Regions from separate parts of the Mus musculus genome. Here region 2 is linked to region 1. The links are chromatin contacts, found by Hi-C or POLR2A ChIA-PET in ENCODE. All regions are on one chromosome and are shown on one strand. Each heading gives the region's core, a stretch centred on a gene start or an enhancer-like site at or near the end of the contact. The rest is flanking DNA. Distances are from core to core; before and after follow the strand shown.

What was found. Hi-C counts contacts between places; a loop is a spot of excess contacts on that map. ChIA-PET counts read pairs that join two places held with the same protein, here RNA polymerase II (POLR2A).
Region 2: a loop to region 1 is called in a map of v-Abl transformed pro-B cells, with 2.3 times the contacts of the local background. The contact joins the promoter of Eif4ebp2 here to the promoter of Sgpl1 in region 1. A Hi-C loop is called at or near these places in 1 of 37 maps with a recorded cell type or tissue (v-Abl transformed pro-B cells). POLR2A ChIA-PET finds 5 or more read pairs at or near these places in 1 of 5 experiments (embryonic stem cell).

The regions. Positions count from the first base shown.
Region 1 is chr10:61,146,123-61,150,661 of GRCm38, reverse strand. Sgpl1 (sphingosine phosphate lyase 1) reads left to right here and starts at 2,978. Exons shown (of 15, transcript NM_009163.4): 1 at 2,978-3,139; 2 at 4,331-4,404. The coding sequence starts at 4,378.
Region 2 is chr10:61,450,843-61,455,089 of GRCm38, reverse strand. It overlaps Eif4ebp2 (eukaryotic translation initiation factor 4E binding protein 2), which reads left to right and starts at 2,421. Exons shown (of 3, transcript NM_010124.2): 1 at 2,421-2,688. The coding sequence starts at 2,544.

The sequences.
Region 1 (4,539 bases), core at 1,729-4,228:
CCCTTATTTGTCAGTTGCAAAGGAGGGATTGAGAGTCAAGGGACATGGACAAGCCAGGACACAAAATGAGCATGTACAATAGGGACGCTTACCATAGTATAGTTTTTGCCAAAGAAAAGATCAGCCAAAACAGTTGACCTAGTTCATATTTCTGGGAAGGATCAGATGCATATAGGGGGTCAGATATTGTTCCCGAGTCACCTGGGTGTGTGAATTCTAGATTCAAGGATGAGGAGCTAGGGAGATTGCTTAGCATGTGCATGTAAGAGGACTTCAGTTCGAATCCCCAGCACCATGCAAAAAGCCCCATATAGCCATGCTCACCAGTGTTGGCGTTGGGTAGGGGGCTCAAACAGGTGATCACTGGGTCCTGATTATCCACACATCATCTGTAAGCTTCTGACTCGTGCATGGTTTGCCCGGCCACACATATGTACACGCACGGGGGTGGGGTGGGATATTCTTTTTTTTTTTTTTTTTTATTATATGTAAGTACACTGTAGCTGTCTTCAGACACTCCAGAAGGAGTCAGATCTCGTTACAGATGGTTGTGAGCCACCATGTGGTTGCTGGGATTTGAACTCTGGACCTTCGGAAGAGCAGTCGGGTGCTCTTACCCACTGAGCCATCTCACCAGCCCCCGGGGGTATTCTTAAGTATTAAATAATTCTACATGCATCTGGCAGCTAAGGAGAGGGCTGGAGACAGTACCTCTGATCTGAAGAAGTCCTAAAAGAGGGAACTTATGTAACTCTTAAGAGCAGGCATTGGAAGGGCGTGTGTCAACCAGGGGTTATTTCAGGGGATCTGGATGGAGGAGAGAGGTACCTGGGGCTTTTGGTTGTATAAGGGTGATGAAGGCCCAACAACCTGCCAGATCTCTTTAGGGTCTTAACTGCTGTGAGAGGGAGACTGGGTGCTGTCACGGGATGCAGAGGAGGTAAAATGTCCCATCTCGGACACACTAGGTGGAGATAAGAATGCCATTGCTAACCACACCCTCATTTGAGTATCAGCATTCACAAGGGGGCAAAGTTGGCTGTCACTGCTGTCACTGTGCTGTCACCTGCTCCAGCACTTCAGTGTAGTCATTCCTATTTGAAAGGTCAATTCGGGGTTTTTTTTTCCCCCAACCTAGTGTGAAGGGTGACCTTTGTGACCTTGGGGGTCCTTCCACTTGAATTGTAGTGCTTGCCAGCTTTGCTTCTGAAAAAAACATTTCTGCCCAGTATTTATACCATTTGCCCTCTGTTTATTTCTTTTGGGGAAGTGAAGGCTGGGGTGGTATTATTTCCATTAACCAAGTTGACATGCTTTTTTCATTCAGACATCTTTAACCTTGATGGGAAAATCAAGTTTCCAACACAGAAAAGAGACCAAGGGCCAACCCCTTGCTCACTCAGTGAACATAACACAAGTTAAAGTCATCTCAGAGGAGGGAATATTGATTAAGAAAATGCCTCTATGAGATTCAGGCTATAGGCAAACCTGTAGGGCATTTTCTTAATTAGGGATTGATGGGGGAGGTCGCAGCCCACTGTGGGTGGTGCTATCCCTGGGTTGGTGGTCCTGGGTTCTATAAGCAAGCCAGCCATGAGGAGCAGGGCAGTAAGCAGCACTCCTTCATGGCCTCTGCATCAGCTCCTGCCTTCAGGTTTTGCCCTGTTTGAGCTCCTGTCCTGACTTCTTTTGTTGATGAACAGTGCTCTGGACGTGTAAGCCAAATAAACCCTTTCTTCCCCATATTTCTTTGGTCATGGTGTTTCATCACAGCAATAGAAACCCTAAAACAGTAAAATCTCAAAGCTCTTCCTTTAAAGACCCAGGTTAGGTGGTTGCTCAGATTAGTCTTGTCTGCAGACACTGGCTGGAAGTGACCAATTGTGTCCAGAATGCAAGGGTTGGGGTGGGGAATAGGGTCTTATTTTGAAGCCCCGGTTGGCTTCAAAATTGCCTCAGGAATTACAGGAACAAACCACCACACCAGGTTCAAGTTAATTATTTCAAGCATTTATTTTTATTTATGTGTAAGCGTGTGTGTGTGTGTGTGTGTGTTTATGGCCTCAGAGGCCAGAAGACAATGTCAGAGTCCATGGACCGGGAGTGGTGTTTGGGAGCCATCTTAAGTGGGTGCTGGGACCCAGCCTCACTGAGCCCTCCCTCCCCAATCACTTCACATAACCAGCTTTTTATGGGTATAATTTCAGTACTTGGGAGCCTAAAGCAGGAAGATTGATTCAAGTTCAAGGCCAGTTTATAGCTTACACGACAGAGTGAGACCCTGTCTCAAACACTAACCAGCCCCTAAACTGTTGAGTGTAGTGGCTGGCAGGAAGATTGTGAGTTCAAAGTTATCCTAAGATACAGGACCAGTTTGGGGCCAGCATGACCTAAGTCAGAACTTGGATCAAAACAAAGAATTGTTAAGAGAGATGTCACCTTAGATTTTTGGAAGGCTGTGATGAGGCGGGAGAAAACCTAGATCAAAGCCTTTGACTGCCCTACAGAAAGACCTCAAAGCCAGTCTCGGCAACTTAGTATAAAAAGCCTGCATCACAAAACAACAACAAACAACAATAGCAACAAAAGACAAACACAAAGAGTAGCCTGAAGAAGTTGTAAACTCACAGGGCCAGCTGCTGGCGAAAGGTGAGACCCCTAGACACCCTATCTGGCTTAGACACAGTCCCTACCCGGCCAGCAGGCGGCGCGCACGCCCACACGGCTCTGGGCGCCCCGAACCTTGGCGCCGAGCCTCTCAACCCTGGCGCCATTACTTAGCCCTGGCCACAAACTCTCGCCTGAGTTCCCCCGACACCACAGCCCGGACCCAGCAGTAGGCGGGCGGAGGGCTGCGGGGCGAGCCGAGCCCAGCGCGGCGTCGGACGTGCGCGCGCCCGACAGCGGCAAGGGCGCGCACGGCCCGGGCTCCTGGAGGCGGGCGGGTACCCCAAGGCCATTTCCGGGAGGGGCGGGGCCGGGGGCGGCGCACCTCCAATCTCTGCGGCGGCGGCGGAAGGGGGAACCCGGGTCCCGTGGCCAGCGAGTGAGTCGCTCGCAGAACCGAGGCGCGTGAGGTGGGCGGCGGCCAGCGGAGCCTCTGCGGGGAAAGAAGGAGCCGGGTCCACAGCCTGAGGAGGTGGAGCTGCCGCGGCGGGCTGGACCCGGCGGGAGCAGTGGGGAGCCGAGAGGAGCTGGAGGGATCCGGGCCCGGGCTGAGGGGAGAGGAGGGAGGCCGAGCTGTGGTTGGGGAGCCGAGAGGGAATTGGGTTGTGGGGAGCTGCGCGGAGGGAACCGGGCTGTGGGGAGCTGCGCTGAGGGAGGCAGGTCTGTGGTTCATGGAGAGCTGGGCTGAGGGGAGCGCGGCTGAGGAAAGCAGGGCCCGAGCTGAGAGGGAGCCGGGCTGAGGGAGAGCTGGGCTGAGGGGAGCGCGGCTGAGGAAAGCGGGGCCCGAGCTGAGAGGGAGCCGGGCTGAGGGAGAGCTGGGCTGAGGGGAGCGGGGCCCGGGCTGAGGGGGAGCAGGGACCGGGCTGAGGGGAGCAAGGGTTCAGGCTGAGAGGGTCCTGGGCTGAGGGGAGCGGGGCCCGAGCTGAGAGGGAGCCGGGCTGAGGGAGAGCCGGGCTGAGGGAAGCGGTGCCCGGGCTGAGGGAAGCAGGGCTCAGGCTGAAAGGGAGTGGGCTGAGAGGAAGCTGAGCTGAGGGGTGCAGGTCCGTGGCACAGGGAGAGGTGGGATGAGGGAAGCGGGGCCCAGACTGAGGGGAGCAGCGCCTGGGCTGAGGGGGAGCCGGGCTGAGAAGGAGCAAACTGAGGGGTGCGGGCCCCAGACTGAGGGGAGCAGGGTCGGGGCTGCGGGGTCGGGGCTGAGGGGAGCGGGGCCCAGGCTGAGGGGAGCAGGGCCCAGGCTGAGAGGGTCCTGGGCTTAAGGGAGTCAGGCTAAGAGGGGGCGGGCTGAGGGGAGCCGGGCCTGGTCTGAGGGGGCTGGGTCCGGGCTGATGGGGAGCCGAGCTGCGGGGTGTGGGTTCCCGACTGCTGTGGGGCGTCGGAGAGACCCAGGCTCGAGTCTGTGGCCGGGGCTGAGTAGTGGCGCCAGGCTACAGGGGCGCGGGGGAAAGGCAGGCCGGGCTGGAGGAGTCCCGGGTCCCGCTGTGCCGAGAGGCGGCGGCGCTGCCGTGGGCCCGGGGAAGGGGCGTGTCCCCGCGTGCACGCCGCGGGCTCCACTGCTCCGGGGTGCCGGGGTCGGCTGGAGCGCTGCCAAAGCCGGCAGGGGGATCCCGCGGAGGGGCAGCGCCGGCCGGGCTGCCGAGTAAACAGCTGCGTTTCCCCTTTGCAGACGCAGAGGCAGGGCAGCCCCGGGGAGGGAGCCGGCTGCAGAGGAAGATGCCCGGAACCGACCTCCTCAAGCTGGTGAGTCGGATCCTTTCTCTCTCGCTCAGAAGGCTCTGAGTCATGGGACCGCTTCCCCTCCGATGCCTTGCTTTTGCTCAAAGCTCAGCATTCGCTGCCACTTTTTTCTTTTTGTTTTGTTTGCTTTGGAAACTG
Region 2 (4,247 bases), core at 1,172-3,671, 300 kb before region 1:
TCTCTGTCTCTCTCTCTCTCACACACACACACACACACACACACTTTTTCTCAACTCTCCTCCCCATCCCCTGAATAAACTCTATTCTATACTAAAAAGCAAAACAACAAAACAAAAACAAATAAATAAAATTTTAAGAAAGAAGAAGAAAATGTACCACCCACAGGATCACCTAAGGTCTCAATCTGATGAAGACACTGTCTCGATTGAGGTTTTCTTTCTCAGAGGACTCTAGCTTGTGTCAAGTTAAGGAAAAAAAAATCTAACCAGGATACGTTGCAACAGGGTCTCATTGAACTTTGAGCTGGGGTGGAAACCAGCAAGCCCCAGTTATAACCCCAGCCTCTGCTCTCCACAGCATGGGGGATGCTTCATATACGGCCTTGGGTTTTTGTTGTTGTTGTTGTCTTTTCAAGACAAGGTTTCTCTTGTGTAGTCCTGCCTGTTCTGGAACTTACTCAGTAGACCAGGCTGGCCTCAAACGCAGAGATCCACCTGCCTCTGCCTCCCAAGTGCTGGAATGTCTGGACTTTAAAAAAATTTTTTTTTTTTATGTGGATGATGGGAATTGAACTCAAGTCCTGATGCTTACATAGTAAGCAATCTTACAAGTGGACCTGTCTCCTCATCTTGTTCTTTTCATTAGTTTTTCAGACAGTCTCTTGTATCCCTGGCTGGCCTCAAACTAGTTGTGAAGCTTAGGTGAACCTTACACTCCTAACCATCCTGCTATTTTTTTTTTTTTTTTTGAGACAGGGTTTCTCTGTGTAGCCCTGGCTGTCCTGGAACTCACTCTGTAGACCAGGCTGGCCTCGAACTCAGAAATCCACCTGCCTCAGCCTCCCGAGTGCTGGGACTAAAGGCGTGCGCCACCATGCCCGGCTTATCCTGCTATTTCTTGTAGTGCTTTGTCTACATATATGTAAATGCATCATGTTACATCATGTTACATCTCTGCCTGGTGTTGCAGAGATCAGAAGATAAGGTAGGTCAGATTCCCTGAACTGGAGTTATGGGTGCTTCTGAGCCACTACAAGTGTGCTAGGTACTAAACTCTGGTCCTCTCGGTGCTCTGCAACAGCAACAAGCGCTCTTAACTACTGAGCCCTTCCTCAGAGTCATTGATGGTTAAACCCTTAGTTCATCGTGTACGCATTGCTTTCCTTTAATAATGAGCAATTAAAATTATACTTCTTAAAATAACTTTGATTAGCTGGGTGTGGTGGTGCACGACTTTAATCCCAGCACTCAGGAGGCAGAAGCAGGTGGATTTCTGAGTTCGAGGCTAGCCTGGTCTACAAAGTGAGCTCCAGGACAGCCAGGATATACAGAGAAACCCTGTCTCGAAAAACCAACCAACGAAACAAACAAACAAACAAACAAACAAAAACTTTGATTACATTTATTTATTTATGGGCAGGCAGATGGGTGCTCATGGACTAGTGGAGAAGTCAGAGGATAACTTGGGAGAGTCGGTCTCCCCTTTCACCTTGTGGCTTCTGGGTGGTGGAACTCAGGTCTGCAGGCTTGGTGACAAATGCCTTTCTTTACCTGCTGAGCCATCTTGTGGGCTCCCAGAGTTATAATTTTTTAAAAAGATTTATTTATTTATTTTATGTATATGAGTACGCTGTAGCTGTCTTCAGACACATCAGAAGAGGGCATCGGATCCCATTACAGATAGTTGTGAGCCACCATGTGGTTGCTGATTTGAACTCAGGATCTCTAGAAGACAGTGCTCTTAACCACTGAGCCATCCCTCCAGCCCGAGTTATACTTTTAATGGTTAGATATAGATGGGAATATGAAGTAAGCCCTAAGAAAGTACTGTTAGTCCACACTTACACACCACAAACAATTACACACACACACACACACACACACACACACACACACACACACACACACACACACACACACACACACACACACACACACACACACACACACACACACACACACACACACACACACACACACACACACACACACACACACACACACCCCGCTTCCCCCCCCTCCCGCGTGCCTTAATCACCTACACTCAGCTTCACTGGGAGTCTATTATGTTCCTCTGAACTCAGCCCCGCCCCTCAAAGTCCCGCCCACCCTAAGGCTCCACCCTTCAACACTTCCTTTTTCCCGGATTTCCGGGTTCACCCTCTGCCTCTAGCCTTCGGCTGCCTCAGTCACGCCCCCAGCTACCCGCCCACTCGCCTCAGACACGCCCTCCAACGTCACGTCCGGCTTCCATATTGTCCCTCCCTCTACTACCCCTTGCTCCCGCCTTCGACCGCTTCCGGTAGTCATCGTTGCCGCTGCTGCCGCTGCTGCTCCTGCTGCTGCTGAGGCTGCAGGCGGAGGCCGGAGGACCGGGCGGCGGCGGCGGCGGCGGCAGCGGGAGCGGTATCGCAGCGGGACGACCGGGCGAGAGCAGGCGAGTTGAGAGCCGAGCGTGAGGAGCCAGAGCCGCCCGGCCCCGCCGCCGCCGCCGCCGCCGCCGCCGCCGCTGCTGCACAAAGCCTCGAGCCCGCGTCGGAGCCATGTCCGCGTCGGCCGGTGGTAGCCACCAGCCCAGCCAGAGCCGCGCCATCCCCACGCGCACCGTGGCTATCAGCGACGCCGCGCAGCTACCTCAGGACTACTGCACCACGCCCGGGGGGACGCTGTTCTCCACAACGCCGGGAGGTGAGCCGCGCCCGGCCTGCCCGCCATCACGGCTGGCGCGTGGCACTGCATGCTCGACCAACAGCTTCCTCCCCGCTGCCCGTACGGTGTGCTGCAGACCGTGCATTCTGCGCAGCGGGGCTTGCCTCTGGAGCTGTCCTACGGGCTTTGGGGAGAGGGAAGTCGGGGAGACGGACCTGGCGCGGAAGCCTAAGATGACTGGTCTGGCTGCGCCGAGAGTTCCGAGACGAGGCTGGCATGCACTCTGCATGCCTCGCCCAGTGTTAGCCTCCTTTGACAGCATTGTTTACTTTGTTAGAGGAGTCATCAAAGGTTGGGGGAGCCCCAGCTCCCACAAGTGGGACGTGTAAAATAGCTCCTTTGGTATCCAAGAAGTTGTTGGCTTTGGTAGAGGCGCTGTCAGGTTTCAGATCAGGGCTTTCGAAGAGCGGTTTTAAAGGTGCTTTGTCAAACAGCACACACTAGTCGGGTTAGGTTGCTTGATCCTAGGGAAAGGGCTTGTAGAAAAAAGCGATGCAAAGGGAGGTTCCTGAAGTTGCTTTTCAAAAGATGGCCGGGATCCGTTTACTATCACTGGAGAAGAGGTAAATAAAGTATGTTGAATTGGTCACGAGAGGAGGAAGCGCAAAGGTTGTTTGTCTCTTTTCTGGGCTGTTCTCTAAGAGGGAGGAGCCTGGAAGGGGTTCTTCCGGTGCCTTCATGAAGGGAACTGGCTTTCTGTCCCTAATCTCAGAACTTTGCCTTCTTTTGGTGACCCCGGGGGCTGGGCTTCAGCTAGAGGGTGAAGATTTGGTTAGCAGCCCTTACAGTCTATAGATCGCTGATCATGAGACAGGACTCCTAACCAATCACTTAAAAGTGGGCCTGGCCATCCTGGAATCTTGTGCAATTGGAAGGCACAGAGTAAGGGGACCTTGCCAACACCAAGAGACAGCAGTCCAGAAGGCTGTGTGTGGTAGTTAGGGCTGTGACCCTACTACTCCAGAAAGACGGGGTAGGAGAATGGCAGTTTAAGGCTAGCCCTGGCAATATAATGAGTTCCAAGGCCAGGCAGTGGTGGCACACACCTTTAATCCCAGCACTTGGGAGGCAGAGGCAGGCGGATTTGGAGTTCAGCCTGGTCTACAGAGGAGTTTCAGGACAGCCAGGGCTATACTGAGAAACCCTGTCTCAAAAAAAAAAAAAAAAAAAAAAAAAGAGTTCCAAGACAGCCTGTGCTACAGTGTCACACCCTGTCTCAAAAAAACAAACAAAAAAACCAACCAAACAAGGAAGGGGGCAAAAAAAAAAAAAAAAAAAAAAAATCAAAGCAAACATCTAGGAGAAAAGTTGGCAGAGGATCCAGCCAGGCCGGTCCAGAAAAGGGATGGCAGAAAGGCATAAATGTCCGGAAAGACCTTCCAAATGACCCAGGCAGGAGGGAAGCTGCACTCCTTAGAGAGAGCCAGGTTTAAGGAAAGACAGTGGAGATCTGGTGAGAGGGTAGTGGTTTAAGTTGCTGAAGACAGCTTTGTTTATTTTTGTTTTTCAAGATGGTTTCTCTGTGTATCCCTGGCTGT